4 separate regions of the Homo sapiens genome follow, and regions 1, 3 and 4 are each linked to region 2. A link is an interaction called in ENCODE POLR2A ChIA-PET data of the cell type or tissue named here. Cell type or tissue: GM12878. All regions are shown on one strand. Region 1 has its middle 48 kb from the start of IGLL5. Region 2 overlaps LOC105372948 (a long non-coding RNA gene). Region 3 has its middle 41 kb from the start of IGLL5. Region 4 has its middle 55 kb from the start of IGLL5.

What was found. Peaks named below come from ENCODE experiments on the same cell type or tissue, not always from the same donor. Only the 100,000 strongest peaks of a DNase experiment are listed, where the experiment ranks them.
Region 1: POLR2A ChIA-PET joins it to region 2 with 13 read pairs; 3 of 35 experiments call an interaction of 5 or more read pairs at or near these places.
Region 3: POLR2A ChIA-PET joins it to region 2 with 11 read pairs; 3 of 35 experiments call an interaction of 5 or more read pairs at or near these places.
Region 4: POLR2A ChIA-PET joins it to region 2 with 22 read pairs; 5 of 35 experiments call an interaction of 5 or more read pairs at or near these places.

Annotation. Positions count from the first base shown.
Region 1 is chr22:22,933,802-22,937,801 of GRCh38, forward strand. No RefSeq gene overlaps it. Among named protein-coding and RNA genes, the nearest start is that of IGLL5, 48 kb to the left of the region's middle. RefSeq lists a silencer at 397-486 and an enhancer at 1,657-2,036. In GM12878, a CTCF peak has its summit at 2,139; a DNase peak (open chromatin) is centred at 1,970; H3K4me3 peaks cover 805 bases; H3K27ac peaks cover 3,421 bases.
Region 2 is chr22:22,848,525-22,852,524 of GRCh38, forward strand. All of the region lies in intron 2 of LOC105372948 (a long non-coding RNA gene), which reads right to left. It also overlaps IGL and the pseudogene IGLV3-6. Among named protein-coding and RNA genes, the nearest start is that of MIR650, 28 kb to the left of the region's middle. In GM12878, a CTCF peak has its summit at 35 (motif pointing right); a DNase peak (open chromatin) is centred at 1,531; H3K27ac peaks cover 1,141 bases.
Region 3 is chr22:22,926,698-22,930,697 of GRCh38, forward strand. No RefSeq gene overlaps it. Among named protein-coding and RNA genes, the nearest start is that of IGLL5, 41 kb to the left of the region's middle. RefSeq lists enhancers at 1,808-1,857, 2,208-2,337, 2,588-2,647. In GM12878, no CTCF peak of the experiment used is centred here; a DNase peak (open chromatin) is centred at 2,164; H3K4me3 peaks cover 607 bases; H3K27ac peaks cover 3,024 bases.
Region 4 is chr22:22,941,268-22,945,267 of GRCh38, forward strand. No RefSeq gene overlaps it. Among named protein-coding and RNA genes, the nearest start is that of IGLL5, 55 kb to the left of the region's middle. RefSeq lists enhancers at 1-80, 1,721-1,810, 2,451-2,700. In GM12878, a CTCF peak has its summit at 1,663 (motif pointing left); a DNase peak (open chromatin) is centred at 1,614; H3K27ac peaks cover 2,860 bases.

The DNA of each region.
Region 1 (4,000 bases), 85 kb after region 2:
ACTCTGTCCCCCACGTCACCTGGCCTGCCACCCTACTTAATACCCAGGAAGTCCTTGGAGTCTGTGCCACATGGATGGGCTCCAAGATGGACCAGGCTTCCAGGGGGGCAGGGAACAAGGGAGAAAAGAGGTCTGGGCCCTGCATAGGACACAGGTAGTGACCACCCGGTGGAGGAGAGGGAATGAGCAGAGGATGCTGGGAGCCAGGCCCAAGGCAGGGCCCTGCAGGGTGCACAGTTCTCTGGGTTGGACGGTGGACCAAGGCCATGAACATTCATGCTGGTCCAGGCCAGTGGACCAGAGTGCCCCAAGCCCCAGAGCTCTGCAGAGGGGCAGGGGCAGGGCCCAGAGAGAGCAAGGCCGAGAGTAGAGGCCCTAAACCTCAGGTCTGACCACATCTGCAACTCTACAGGTAGCTGCATCCTGTGTTGAGACGCTATTGAGTGGCCTTATCGTCCCGTACCATTTATAAAACACGTGGACACATGTTATCCACCTGAGCCACTCAGGGATTCTGTGAGGCCACAGCCAGAATCATGGTCCCATTTCACAGGTAGGAAAACTGAGGCCCAGAGCAGTTAGATCCCAAAAAGCCAGAGCCAGCTCTGTGGTGTCCTGACTTCCAGCCCAGGGCCTCCCATCTGACAAATGGAGAAACAGACCAGGAGAGAAAGGGATCTGCCCGAGCTCACATAGGCGCCCCTGTGTGGAGGGGCCCATGTAGAGGGGCCCATGTGGAGGGGACCTGTATGGAGGGTGGCATGTGGAGGGGCCCACGTGTGGAGGGGCCCATGTGTGGAGGGGCCCGTGTGGAGGGATCATGTGTGGAGGGGCCCGTGTGGAGGGATCATGTGTGGAGGGGCCCATGTGGAGGGGCCTGTGTGGAGAAATCATGTGTGGAGGGGCCCATGTGGAGGGGCCTGCGTGGAGGGGCCCGCGTGGAGGGATCATGTGTGAAGGGGCCCGCATGGAGGGGCCTGTCGGTAGGGTGCCAGGTAGAGGGGCCCATGTGGAGGGGATCTGTTGGAGGGTGCCTGTGTGGAGGGGGCCTGTGTGGAGGGGACCTGTGTGGAGGGGCCCGTGTGGAGGGCGCTGTGTGGTGGGACCCGTGTGGAGGAGCCTGCATGGAGAAGACCTGTATGGAGGGTGGCTGTGTGGACCACTGCCCTCTGCCAGAGACCAGATTGTTCACTTCCTCCACCATTCCACAGCTCCAGCCCCATTTCAGGGGTGCAGAAAAGAGGCCTGAAAGCAGCATGGATGAGAGTTAGGGCTACAGGCCCTGATGGCCATTCCTTCCCTGTGCCTTGGGAGATGCAAGGAAGGAGGGTGGCTGCAAAGGCCTGTGGGAGCCCAGAGCACTGTTCTTCCCAAAGGGGCATCTGCCCTGGGAGCCCAGACCTCAGTGTCAGACAGAGAAGGGGTCCCCCCACCATGCTCAGCCCTCATCAACCCTTGACCTTGAGCAATCTGCTTCTCTTCTGTAGCCCTCAGTTTCCTCATCTGCCCAAGGGGGTGATAAGAGTCCCTCCCCACAAGGTAGGTTTGCGGATTGAGATGATGCCTAAGCTGTGCCTGGCCTATGGGGACCCTCACCTACCCTCAGTCATTGCTCTTGCCTGGGCCTGCGGGTGACACTGTGTGAACCTGGGCAAATGCCTTTGCCTTCCTGGGCCCAGCCTTCCCTCTGGTCAAGGAGGAACTGGGTCAGGGACCCCGAGTGCCAGCCATTCAGGAAACCAGCAGATTCCTGGGTGAAGGGGTTGGCCAGGGAGGCCTGAGATGGGAGTAGGGTGGGGGCCAGGCCAAGGGATGGGGTTGGGGGATGCGCTTTCCCAGCTCTGGTGGCCCTGCCTGCAGCTGGCCACCCCTGGAAATCCCCAGGCTAAATTTAACCCCAAGTTGGCTGAAACCAGAACTCAGAGTGACAAAAGGAGAAAAATAAGAGGAAGAGAAACTGAGCTCATGGCCACCCGGGCATGGGATGAGTGACAAACAGGCCCAGGTGTGGCCCAGGAGGAGCATGGGGCAGTTTCAGGGCTGCTGCTGGATGTTTGTGCAGCTCACAGGTGGGGGCAGTAGAGCCTGCGCCCCACCCCACCCCCTCCTAGTCCAGCCCCTGGGCCTGATGCTGCCCCCTGGCTGCCTCCCCACACCCTGAGCTCCATCCTGGGTCCCAGGGTCCACCAGAAGGCATCTCAGAACCAGCCAGCAGTGGCCCTGATTGTCAGCAGGACCCCAGGGAGGGGGGTGGCCAGGACAGGGCTCTGAAGCCCCCACCCCAGGACCTTCCCTGGGCAGAACGAGTTGGTGAGGGAGTGATGAGCAACCACAGGCCTCCTAACTTCCCAAGCTGGCGATTCTGAGAGGCCTCAAGGCTGAGACACGGTTCAGCCTTTTAGGCCCTCCTGAACGTGTCCCCTGTCTCCACAGCCTGGGAATGCACTCTCTTTTGACCCAGAAATCCTGCTCATAAGAATTTATCATGGAGATGCCAGAGAGCCAGTGCATGTGGATGTTAGCCAGGGAGCTAACAGCAAAACGTGACAGAAAAGAGCCCGAGAGCAGATGCCAGCCTCACATCCACATCCCCAGATGGCCTTGGAGAAGGGCCATAGACAGATGTTCACAACAGGGCAAGAAGAAGTGAGGAAAGAAGTTCCCATCTTTGTGATAAGCCCATGATTTCATGCAGAAAAAGATCTGGAAGGCGCCATACCAACGCGCTAACAGGGCCTCTTGGGCAGTGCAGGATCAGAGACTTGCTTTGTATTCTTATTTAATTTTTCCTGTTTTCAGATTTTATAATCGGAGAACAAAACATTAAGCCAATTTAAGATGTAAGATCCTATAAAAATGCTGTATTCGATGATGCGAATGGCATCTGAAAAGCCTTGAACATATTATCCCAAAGAGGCCACCAGATAAGACGTGACCTGTGTGTGCATGAATCCCTGCATTTTTATCCATACCTAGATGCACATCCGTATCCACATCTATTCCCCGGGGCTACCGGTTGCGGGGGTAAACTGTAGGTAATATTGGTTTTCATTTTGTACATCTAACTTTTTTCATTTTTTGACAATCATTATACATTTATTATTATGAAAAATAGAAGGTTTTGTCACTTAAATCAACATGTTTATTCCAATTCACTTAACATTCAGCAAATATTTCTTGTGTGTCTGCTACACCCACAACAGTCAGGGTGCAGGGTTTGAGATTACACTGATGAGAAGACAGAGTGTTCTCTCTTGAGGAGTAGTACAATGGGGGATTATATGGAAGAGGTCACTACGATCCTAACATGGATTCGCATCCTGTATGTCTTAGGTGCTGCCCAAAGCCCGAAATTGTCTCACAGCTCCAGCCAGCTCAGAGGCAGGAAGCCCAGGGAAAGTTGCTGAGTCATAAAAATGGAAAGAGAGGGCATTCCAGGGGGGATGAGTACCTAGCAGCCGACATTTAGCAAAGAGGATTGGAAAATGAACCCCCCCTTAAAATACAGTTAAACACAGAGGAGGGAGCAACTGCAAACAAAAAGTTTAAGCGATTTCTGCAAAGAGCAATAAAAGCCATAGAGCAGCTTGGGACAAGGTCAGGTCAGGATGAGCAGAAGTTGGGAAGGAAAGAAGGAAGCCAGGATGGACTTGGAGAGTTTTTACCAGTTCCTCAGGCAGGAAGAATTGTATGGTAGGTCAGAGCATATTTCTAGGAAGACCTCGGTTGACAAATTTCTCTGCCACTGAGAGATGACAATTTACCTTGGTAGCTAATCTCTCTCCTCATGTTCCCATCTATTTGATATTGATTTAATATGAGTAGCTACCTCCCATGTGTATAATAGGAAATGTATGGGAGAATGCATATTAATTCCTGAATAGAATATCTGGTTCCATGAATGATGGAAGTTGGTTTAGAATTTATTATTGGAAACTCACCCTGCACTACCTATAGTTGGTTTATTTTAATTATACTTATATTCATTATATAGTAACTC
Region 2 (4,000 bases):
GAGAAGGCAAGTGCCTGGGCTCTGTCTTTTCCACCAGCAGAGGGCAGCAGAGCTGCAGCCAGAAGAGAGGCTGGGGCTGCCCAGGAGGAGCCTATGAAGGAGGCCAGCCTTTGTGGGGGGTGGTCAACAGGTGTTCAAGGGATCAGTCCTCACTTTGGAAGTTTGGTATAGTCCCTCCTGTCACCTGGGGCTGCAGTGTTCATATTCTGAGGGTCAGACACACAGCATCACCCAGGATACTGACAGGGGCCCAGGCACAGTGACGGCCTCAGCTGGGAAACACAACTGGAGGCACCTGGGCCCTGGTGTCAGCCTGGGCAGCTCCCATAGGGCTAGGATTTCCTAAGAGACGCTCCGAGGTCAAGGTGCTCTAGGAGGGGGAACAGTGTGAGGGGACAGGGCTCCCGGGGCTCAAGCCCTTCACCCAGGATGGCTGCCTGAGCCTCCTGCCATTCTAAGGGTCTCATTCCTCCGTGTCCAGCAGCATCCTGGGGAGCTGAGCCCTCTACACTTGGCACTTCCAGAGACACCCTACCACCCCCTCCCTCTCCCTCTCCTTCCAGCTCCAGGCCGACTCTGACTCAGAGGCAGCTCCTATGCTCAGGGGATTCTCAGGTGGGTGGCGTGGGACATTTGGGATCCTGGTCCCTGGATGGGGCATTCCCAGCCTCCTTGCGGAGATGCTCTCCAGAGGGAAGGGAATGTTCACCTGCCTCAGGCCACAGCTCTGACCATGGGACTATCCTGGGCTCAGTGACAAGATCTGTCTGGCTGGAGGGACCAGGGATCCCCCACCCTCCAGAGCTCATGGGTGTTCAGAGACCACGACGCTGGAACCCTCACAGAGACCAAATAACCTAAAGTTAGTTTCTCAGTCAGGTCTGGGTTTCTGGTGCTTTTTACACATTTATATGAAACACTGATGAGAAAAAATAAAGAATCAAAGAGCAGAGGATGGCAATTTCTAGTCTATTAGAGAGATGGGGGGTGTCATACAAGGAGCAACTCAGGTGAGAAACGAGACTAGACTGTGTAATGAATCCACATGAGTTGTGGCTGCTCAAAGGACCAAACCATGGTAATGGAAATCAAGTTTAGGATATAAGTATCCTAAAGACACAGAACCACATTCTAATTAAACTACCAGGACAGGACCAAGTGAGTCTGGGAAACCCAGAGCTGACTTGGAGGAGGAGGAAGATGATGGGTTCCTGGCCCACCTGCTGCTGAGTCAGGTGTCATTGATGATCTCTCAGCACGGCCCAGCTCAGCCCCATGGCCAGGCTCCTGGAAGGTCCACAGCCCTGCTGAGCCTGGCCTAGGACACAGCACAGGCCAGGATGGTATAAAACAGTGGTCATGTGGCCAAACTCCAGGAGGTGACTGTGATCACAGGCCTTCAAGGATGGAGTCTGATCTTCTGACCAGAGAAGCAGATAAAGTGAGCTGGGACCCACTTCTTCTTCCTCAGTCTGCTGTGCTTCCCACAGAGCTGGTTTGAGTGACATCCTTCAGTGAGGAGTCCCAGAGGATGCCGATTTGCATCAAACACTCACTGCCTCAAACGGCCTGAGAGGCAATAAGAGAGAGCTGGTGAGCCCAGCTGTGCTGTGGGCTCAGGAGGCAGAGCTCTGGGTGTCTCACCATGGCCTGGATCCCTCTCCTGCTCCCCCTCCTCACTCTCTGCACAGGTGCTGCCCCCAAGCCCTTCCTTCAGGCTCAGAACCCATAGGATCCTGAGCTGGGCCTGCCCAAACATGAGTTCATCCCAGGCACAACCTCAGGGTGGGACCCCCTGGGAACAGATTCATCATTTACAAGCCTCCTCTCCTGTCCTCTCTTGCAAGCTCCTATGAGCTTACACAGCCACCCTCAGTGTCAGTGTCACCAGGACAGGCAGCCATGATCACCTGCTCTTGAGATAACCTCAAAGATGAGTATGTTTACTGGTTCTGGCAGAAGCCAGACCAGGCCCATACTGGTGATATATGAAGGCAGCAAGCGGCCCTCAGGAATTTCTGATTTTCTGAGTCCAGCTCAGGGAACATGGCCACCCTGACCATCAGCAGGGCTCAGACTGAGGACGAGGCTGACTATTACTGTCACAGGTACAATAGAAACAGTGATGAGCCCACAGTGACACAGGCAGATTAGGAAGTGAGACACAAACCCCTTCCCAATCTGTGTCACCCTCTTTCTCCAGCCCCAGGATGGCTGTGGACAAAGCCATGAGCAGGGCTGGTCCAGTTCACCCAGTTCTGTGACCCCCAGGCTGCTCTTCCCTCCAGCCCTCCAGGCAGGTTGTGAAGAGGGTGAGTTAAGAAGAGATTTGAGGCTGTGTGACAGGCTATCCTGGGGTTTTTCTGGCCAAGGATAAAGCTGGTGAAAGAGAGCCTGAATGGACGGGCAGACAGAGTGGCCCATGCACGTAGTGGCAAAAGACCTGGGTTTCCACATGCCAGCCCTTCAGGCAGGCTCTGCAGAGAGTGGGTTAGGAGGAGATTTGAGGCTGTGTGGACAGGCTGTTTTGGGGTTTTCTAACCCAGGATAAAGCTGGTGAAAGAGGGCCTGGATGAAAGGACACACAAAGCGTATCTTTCATCTAGTGGTAAAGGATGTGAGTTCCATATGGTGAAGCCTGGGTCACCCCTTGGCCCAGACGTCCTAGGTTAGTCCTCAGCATTTCCCTAGCACTTAAGTTCCTGAATCTCCTGGCAGCCTTATATTCAAAACGGTGTAAGCTGGAGTGGACGCTGTGGGGTCCACCTAGACTCCACGTTAAGGTCGACCCACACACTCTCAGAGCCTACGAGTGGATACCCATGCTGTGGGGCACATGTCACCTGACAGAGTGGCTGACCACCCCTGATCTCTTCTTTCTGACCACTTGGGTGTTTGGCACTATGTCCATCATGGACACTCTATGGGCTATTAACCTATGATTCAAAGTTTCTTCTGTGTGGTGCCCGTGCCCAAAGACCACCCACAGGCTTCTGCCCATACTCCACTTCCCCCATTTCCAAGTTTTTCTCTTGCAGTCCCTGGAACACCTGCCCAGGTCATTTCCCACTGCCCTAAGCCCCTATCTGCCCTGGCATCCGGCCACTCACCTTTCCTCACAAAATGAATGACCAGGCGCCATGCCCTCATGCAGGAAAGATGTCCCCTCTCCATTGTCTCTTAATGCCACCCCTTAGTACACCCATATAGTGCAGCTGTGCTCTACTTCATGGTGATCCAGTTCATTGCTGGGCTACTCTGGAAATTTTTGCTCCATCAGCTGAGCAGAGGGACTGCTACCCACACAACGTAAGTGTAAACCCAGGGAGCAGTGCTAGAGCAAGAGAGATGCAAACTTGGCTGTGGACCACCCACAGGTTACTCAGCTCTGGGGCCCTGCTCCTGCTCCATCCTAGCTGTGTCACATCTGTCTCACCAGGGATCGCTGCTGGGGTCTGCCTGAGCACACGACGGGGGAATCTGGCAGTTCTGGCTGCTTGGTCACTGAATGTCCGATGCTGTCCTGTATCTACCAGGGAACAAGAGCACATGGGGAGAGTTGTTTTCCAAATGAATATAATTCTCTCTTGTGGATGACATGGAATTGTTCCAAATCCCATGGGATTGGAATCCCATTGGGAAAATCTCATGGGATTTTCCCATGAGAGATTGCGTAAACATGAGTTTTCAGTTCCTATCATAAATTCTTCCATTCCTATCACCAATTCTGTGACTATGGTAGAGTCTGCTGGATTCTGTGGTCCCAACAGCAGGACACTCATACCCCTGCCTGAACCTGGTGCAGAACCTCCCTGCTCTGGGCTCCAAAACAGTGGGCGATGTTCATGGCTCCTGATATATGAGTTGGAGCCACATCCCCAAGGGTTAAATATGCTGCCTCTAGACACCAGAATGACCTTAAAGCTTTGTGTTTCTTTCTGGTGGGAATTGTAAGATCTAATAACGTGCTCTTTATTTTGTGAGAGATACTAAGCTGCTC
Region 3 (4,000 bases), 78 kb after region 2:
GGAGCAGTGACCAGCCCATGGTGACCCCGGCCCCATCCAGGTACTAGGCCACTGGCCACCAATCAACTATGGTTTCCCAAGCACCCATATGTGCCCAGCCTGGGCTTGGGACCCAGACCTAGTCCTGCCTGGCCCACTGCAGCAGTAATGGTGGGCTCTTCCTGGAGAGAACCTGGACCACAGTCTCTCTGCCTCAACATCTCAGTATGAAGGGCCAGAGACCCTCCTGATGGTCACCTTAGGAGCACAAATGTGGTCCTGCCAGGAAGAAGTAATAAAATGTGAATGCTGCCTTCCTCTGGCTGCCCCTCCCTCTCTCCTGCCTTTTACAAGTGGTAATCAAGGGCTCCTGGCCTCCACGGTCCCCTCCCTTCCTGCCTCAAGCCCAGCAGTCTCACCACCACCCCATCACAGCCCCAGTGGCCTGCACGTGGCTCAATCCAATGGTCCCCTCACTGTCCTCCTTCTGTTGACCTCAGGATGGGCTTGGCAACTCACATCATTCTCGTCATCTTGAAGCCCCTCACCCACCCACCCCCACCCCCACCCCCCGCCAAGGTCCTCTCTTCTATGGTCCCCTCCCACTTTGTTCTGCTGCTGCCCCATCAGGGCCACCGGCAGCTAGCACCCTTGGTGACTCTTTCTTTCACTGTGTGATTCATGAACTACCGGAATGTAAAAGGGTTCCTTGCTCCTTCCCCGGCCCCAGCCCTCAGCCCAGTGGTGCCTCAGGCTTGATGGCTGCCCAGGGCTGCTGACCACGCTCTCCTGGTGCCGCCCTGCCCAGCACCGATCTGGGACACCACGGGAGCCTGGAAGCAGGGGCTGCACCCCTCACGTCCTCCGATGTTCAGCCAGGTGCTGGGCTGGGTATCACTGAGCCCCTCGATGGCCACTGCTCGACAGTGGAACTGCTCCCGGCTCTGCTGAAGATGCTACCTCACCTGCCACCTGGCCCAGGGCCACTTCCAGGGAAACCCTGCACTGGCGTCTGTCCTCTCTATGTCATGGGATCCCAAACCACCCCAGGAGGCACGTGTCCATGTCCCGCACACCTTACAGATGAGGAGACGGAGATTCGGAGACCAGCAGCCTGCCCGAGTCCCACAGCTGCCCAGGGCTGCACAGATGGTGGGCACTGGGACTCTGATCCAAGGTCAACCCAGAGCCAGCCCCTTCCCTAAGGCGTGCAGAGGAGGCTGAGCCTGCCCAGGTCCTGCAGGTGTTCAGGGCAGCACAGTGGTTGCCCAGGCCCCTGACCTAGGCCACCCTTCCATCCTGAGGCCGTGCCTGGGCAAGGCCAAGAGATGGTGCTGAGTGCATGAACCCCCTTGTGGCTCTGTGGGATGGGCAGACCTGGGCTCCTCATTCTCTGTTGACTCAGTGGGTGAAAGAGGCAGGCAGGAGGGCAGCCATGGGGGTGCCCTCTGAGTCTACAAAGCAGAGCCAGGACAGGTGTTCATGTGCCCATTTCACAGATGAGAGGACTGAGGCTCCGATGGGAGGGGTGATGACCCACCTAGGGTCACACAGTAGGTTACCGGCTGACCCATGCCCGCCTCTTTTCATGACTCCTCGGCCCTAAGGGCTTTTCATTCATTCATTCATCCATTCATTTGTTCAGACTCACTCATTCATTCATTCAACAAACTCTCAGCTGTGGGCCAGGGGCTGGTGTATGCAGCCCAGGACCACCTGCCCTAGAGGAGCTCACAAGCTTGGAGAACGACATGGAGACACCACTGCCCCCACCCTGTCAAGTCTCCAAGGTTGGCACTCTGCCCAGGGAGTGTCTGGGGCAGCAGGAGCATCTCCCCACACTCAGGAAAAGATTTAACTGAAAGAACCATCTGAGAGAGCCCCAGCTGTGATCCTTGGGCCACAGTGGGAACATCACAGTCCCTCACTGACCCTCACAGTGACCCTGAGGCCTAAAGCTGCCATTGCCCACCTCACAGAGGGGACGTGAACCATGATGGATGCACCAGCGCTGCCCAGGCTCCACCCAGTTCAGGAGTAGCCGAGTTGGGCCTTAGCCCACGCCTGTCTTCACATGCCACTGTGTCTAGCTCAGACCGGGGCCAGCCCCTCACGAGTGATGGCCTCATGACACCGAAGGAGGGTTGGTCTGTGCTGGGGGAACCCCTCAAGGTATAGGGAAGAGTGTCACAGTGGGGGATGGGGTGAGAGGAACTCGTCCTGGCCCTGGCCCTGCTTAGCTGCAGCCTGGGCTGAGGGAGGTGTTCTGAGTCAGATCAGGGAGGGGCCCTGTGGCTTCCTCTACAGCAAAGCCAGAGCCCAGAATAGCCTGGGAGGGGGTGCAGGGGCCCTGCTGGAGGAGAGGGGGGTGGCTGCTCAGGGCCCTGCGGGAGGAAAGGACTGGGAGCTACTATGAACTGAGTGGGTGACTCTCCCATCAGGCCCAGCCTCCTGTGGGGCCTGCAAAGCCACCAAGAGAGTGTCCCCAGCCAGGCCTGGACAAAGGCACCATTACCCTTCAACCCCCATATTCACTGAATCCAGGGGCAAGAAGGGGGACATCGACACTCACCTGGGAACAAGCAAACCAGCTCAGATGCCCCATAACGAGGCCACCAGATCCCAGGCAAGCCCCCATTCCTCAACACAAAGGTCCAAAATCAAGTTTCCAGCCAACTAGAACATGCGAATTTTGGGGACATAGAGGAAATAATCACCATCCACTCGCAATGCCCACTGCTAATGACACAGCACAATGCTGAGGATGTTGCTCCTCCCTCCCGACATGTCATCCTCTTCTCCAGAGTCTCTGTCACACCAGGGCCAGGTTCTGGATTCCCCACCCACCCCGCCTGCAGGACACGAGTCCTTGATGTTGACCCCACACCCTGGGCTCCATCCCTGACCTAAGGACCAGCTTCTACGGCCCTGAAAGAGTCGTGTGTCATGACTTGACACTGGTCCTCTTCCCTGTGCTGAATGAGACGTGAAGGAAAAATGACCCCAAATCTGCCCAGGATCCCCTGCGCCACACGTGAGATGCTCCAGTTCCCTCGGGGATTCAGAAGCATCCCTAGCTGGCATCAACGGAGGCCGGGAAGACTAGGTCTTTTCCCAAAATGCTTAGTTATGCAAACACCTCAAAAGGCACCCGTACCTCTTGTAACAACCCAAGCGTGAGGACTCCCTCTTTCTGGGGTGATCTGGGGAAACTGCTCTCCTACATGGTCATCTTGAGGATTGCAGATGGGCCACGGAAATGTCAACACAGTGACATCAGCAGGGGCAGTAGGGTCAGGATCAGGGTCAGTCTTTGTCACTTGGTCACTTGGGACCACATCAAACCTGACCCTGTTTGGCCAGTAATTTCACAAGGGTGGTCTCCCCAGGAAACACGTGGGCTGGGCAAGGTCTGAGGGGAGGGGGATGACCTGCATCCTGCATTTTCCAGGACATTCCCAGTTTGTGCCACTGACTCTGGAAGCTGAGGTGGATGCTAGAGCAGTGTCCAGCCCCTGGTGACCCTTAGCCCCATCCAGGTCCCCAGACCACTGGCCACCAATCAGCTGCAGTTTCCCAGGTGCCTATGTGTACCCAGCCTCAGCTCGGGACCCAGGCCTGGCCGTGCCTGGCCCATTGTAGCAGTAATGGTGGGCTCTGCCCAGAGACCCAGGCCTGGGCTGCCTCCAGGACCCCCACCCACATCTATCAGAGAGACTCGTGAAGTTATTAATAGTGCCCCTTCCACTCCCAGGAACATCCCAGTTTAAACAACAAATTTTGGTTGCCCAAGCTCAGAGTAACTGTTTGCTAAATGACTGAATGACGTTCTTCATAATGGCTAATAATGAGGGGGAGGAAGCCAAGCCCAGCCACCTAGCACTATGGTAAGCAGTGCTGGACATTACAATGGGGGCCAGGGGCCAGGAGAGCCTCACTAGGGGCCACATCCAGGCAGTCACCATGACATTCCTGGTCCCCTGCCTGGAGCCCCTAGAAATGAGCTCACTCAGGCCCAGCT
Region 4 (4,000 bases), 93 kb after region 2:
ACCCATGAGGGTGTGGAAGGAGAGGCATCCACAGGAACTGGGCTCCCACCTGCCCCACCTGACCCCAGCTCTACACTGAGAATAGGAAAGATAGAGGGGCCCCCAGGGCCTCCTCCAAACTCCCCAGAGCATCCACTGTGAGGTGACCTGAACCAGGCCCCAAGCTCCCTCCTCAGGGAGGCCTCAGACTCCTCCACCTCCGCAGCCTCCACCGTGGCTGCTCTGTGTCTCTCTCTGGCAGCACCAACCACCCCCACTGCTACTGACACCACCATTGGAGAAGGCTCAGGGCTATGAGTTCAGCCTCTGGCTGCTCTGGAGATCTAGGGAGGCAGGAGGGCTGCAAGTGGGGGCTGGGAGAGCTATTCCAGGTCAGGGGTCTGTGGGCTGGAGTCTGTGAGGTGTGCACATGTGGGGCTGAGGGATGGCTGGAGAGGCCCTGTTGGTGGCCACTGTCTCCACCTTCAGAGCCCAGGAAGGAGATTTGGCCCCTCCTGCATCAGATAATCCCTAGCTCCTTAGTTCCCAAGTCTTCAGTCCCCAGCCTGGCTCTCCTGGGGTGGCTGCCCTTGCTGTGGGAGGCTGGGGGGATCTTCAGCCCAGCACCTCCAGCAGCAGGGCCTGGTGCCCCCAGCTCTGCACTGGCCCAGGTCTCAGATCCTGGGCTGTCAGCCCCTCATGGGTCCCAGGTGCCCAGCCCAGCTGCCCCAGGAGGCAGGGGGGTCTGGGGGACACCAAAAGAGTCTTAGAGAATGGACCTCACCACTCAGCCACACAGAAAAACTGAGGCCCAGAGGGGACAAAGGACTTGTCATGGGTCCAGCTGTGAGCCTGGCTGCCAGTCTTAAGGCCCAGTGCTCCCCCACAGGATGCTGTCACACACACTTGGCCCTGATGAGGTCCCCTCTTAGCTGGGATCCAGCCCCATGACCAGCACCCCGAGGCTGCAAAGGGTGCTGGGCTCCAGCACCCCAAGACTCCACATTGACCACTCTGAGCAGAGGAGCCCTTGGGTCTTTGGGGAGGTTAGAGAGCTGGCACCCCCACCCCAGTCTACCCGGCCCCGGGGTTCCTCTCTGGATAGGGGGCCCCAGTGCAGTTCACACAGGCCCTGCACGTGTTCCTTCCTCAGGGCATGCGTGGCTGAAGCTTGCTCAACACTAAACATCCCAGCCCAGTTTATTGAATGTGAGGGATACGCAGGGTCTGAGCAGAGCAGCCATCCCCTCCTGCCTCCCCTCCTTCCAGCGCTAGAGCCAGAGTGACTCCACTGTCCTGTGCCCACCCCCAGACCAAGGAGCCTCAGGACCACTCTTGGGGCAGGGAGCTCGAGGCTATAGGAAGATTGCCCCAGAGCAGGATGGCTGAGTGTTCAGGAGTCCAGCCATGTGGTAACCGTGCACTGCAGTGTCACCTGAACAGGGATGTCACCACGTGAAGGCATCCCAGCTGCATCCTTGGCTGACATATCCTAACTGTGCCTGTACAAGGGGCTCCACACACACACACATCCACACACACACACACACACAGTCACACTTACATACCCATTCATGCTCACACATTTATCCACACACATTCATACTCATTCACACACACACACGCATTCACACACTCACACCCACTCACATGCACTGGCCAGAGCCAGAGTCGATAGCGCCCTCTAGTGGCCACTGTTGTCCCTTCTCTAGAAGGTCTCTGTCTTATCAGTCACAACCCCCAGGAGTCTTCATCCGGAAATCCCAGGATGCACAAGTCTGGCAAGATCATTATCTCCTTTCACAGAGAGGGATGTGACCTGGCCAAGGTCCCTCATCAGGAAAGTGGTACAGCCCTCCCCTCCACCCACCACCAATGGTCCGGGTACTCAGATTCCGAATAACTCCAGCTCCTGAGGCCCTGTCAGAGCCCAGAGGCTGGGCCCTCTCCCAAGGGAGGGGCTGGAGCAGAGGATCTGGGGGCCCTTGTACACCCACCTGTCACATACACAGGGTGCACGGTCCCCCGGGAGGGAAGAAGACACCTTGGGGGAGAGGAATTTCCAGGCCAGAGAGTCCCAGAAACGGCTCTCCTCTGTGCCAGGTGGGACGGGGTATAGGAGGGGAGGGCCTGCCTGGGCTTTAGGAAAACACAGAAATGCCAAGAACATTGACACACAGCAGTAACAAATGCTAGCCTGCTGTCAACTATCACAGGCTTTTACTGAGAGGAAAATACAACTGATCAGGTTAGATTCCCCTCCGTTTCCCTCCCCCTTTTCCCTGAGAGAAACCCAGTGCTGCTCACTCCACATGCAGCCATTCAACAGCTCTGGATGTGGCTTTATGCCCAGGGGACCCAGTGGTGGCCTCGGGGGCCAAGCCCTGGAACCAAGTGCCATTGGGTGACATAGGCCTGGAACAAACACCACGTGATGCTGTCATTTGTGATGTGATGAGTTCTTTACGAAAAAGACAGGGTCAAACGGGAGACTGTGACAACTGCTGGTTTAGCTGGATGGTCAGGAAGGGACACCCCTGAGTCAATGAGGGGACCGGCCAGTTGTGGAGGTGCCTGGGGAGGAGCGCTCCTGGCGGCAGAAACAGCAAGTGCGAAGGCCTTGGGGTGAGACTCTGCTGACGAATTGCAGAAACAGCAAGGAGGCCATGTGGCCAGATCCAAGAAGAGAGGAGGGGTGAGGGAGGGAAGGGGTAGAGGGAGCTGGGTTGCAGGCGGGGGTGGGGGTTCCTTGGGGCCTTACAGACCATGCTGAGCAGTTTGCATTTGTTCTCAGTTTTCAAATGCACCTGAACAACATCATGTGGAACCTGTCACGCTCCTTCTAACTTGCTACATGTATATCTCTAGTACTAGGAGATGCAACTAGATAAATAAGACAGAGCTCCATGGTTCAACATACAAATAGACGCTGGTCCCGGCCCATCCCCAGTGGATGGACATCTGGGCTGTCTGGGTTATTCATTCACAAACACAGGCCAGTGAGCCCCTGCATGTCCCCGTGCATACATCATGCCTCCCAAGGACACACACTCACCCTGTAACTAGAGGGACACACGTCTATATTTGGGTTTACTATGAACTGAGTTCTCCCCAGAGCAGCCAGACTAATGCACAGCCCAGCAGGGCCACCATCTCATGCCCCACAACCACACCCTGCCTTGGAACTGTGGACGATTGGGATGTTCCTATCCCCAGAGAGCACAGACATCTGGCACCAAATGAGAACCAGGTAAAGCCCAAGGGCGAGGCCCAGCCCGCCGGGCGTCACTCGAAGGTCACCAGACCCTGCCACCCTGATGCCCATTCTGCTCCTGCCTCGTTGACCTTGGCCTCCCTGAGCCTCAGTTTCCCCATGGTTTTATTCAGAGGTTGCAGTCCTGGTCCCTACTCTTTTGAGTCTGCACAGACTGGGGCCCTTCCCAGCACTGCTAGCATGGGGGCAGAGACCCTTGGTGGCCGAGGAGGGTGAAGTGGGCCACCGGAGCCGGGATGGGATTGCAGGACAAGAGGGGGCCACCGGGTTGGGTAGTGCGACCCCCGGAAAGCACAGGGAGCTGTGCCCCTCCACAGGATTCCCGCCCTCAGAGCCCCTCCCCTCTGTGCCCCAGAGCAGAAGCTGAGCCTGGGCTGTGTCCATGGTAGAGGAAATGCTCCCTCCATTGGGAACAGCGTGGCCGGCTTCTGGGCTTGGGGAAGGAGAGGGAGAATTCTGGGCGGGCGATAGAGGGGCCCAGGTTCCCTCTGGTCATGACCTTGAAGTTGCCCAGGTGACCAGGAAGGAGGAGGGTGCTCCTCTCTGTCAAGAAGATCTGAGCTTCTCTTCCCTAGAATCAGCTACTCTTCTATCCCCCTAAAAATGTACAGGAATTTTGCACGTTGAATGAATGGATAGTTTACTAACCAGTTTGGGAAGAATTGACACCTTTCAATCCATGAATATCCTCTGTCTTTCCCATTAGTATACTTTAATAATTCTCAAGAAAGTTGTACAATTTTCCCC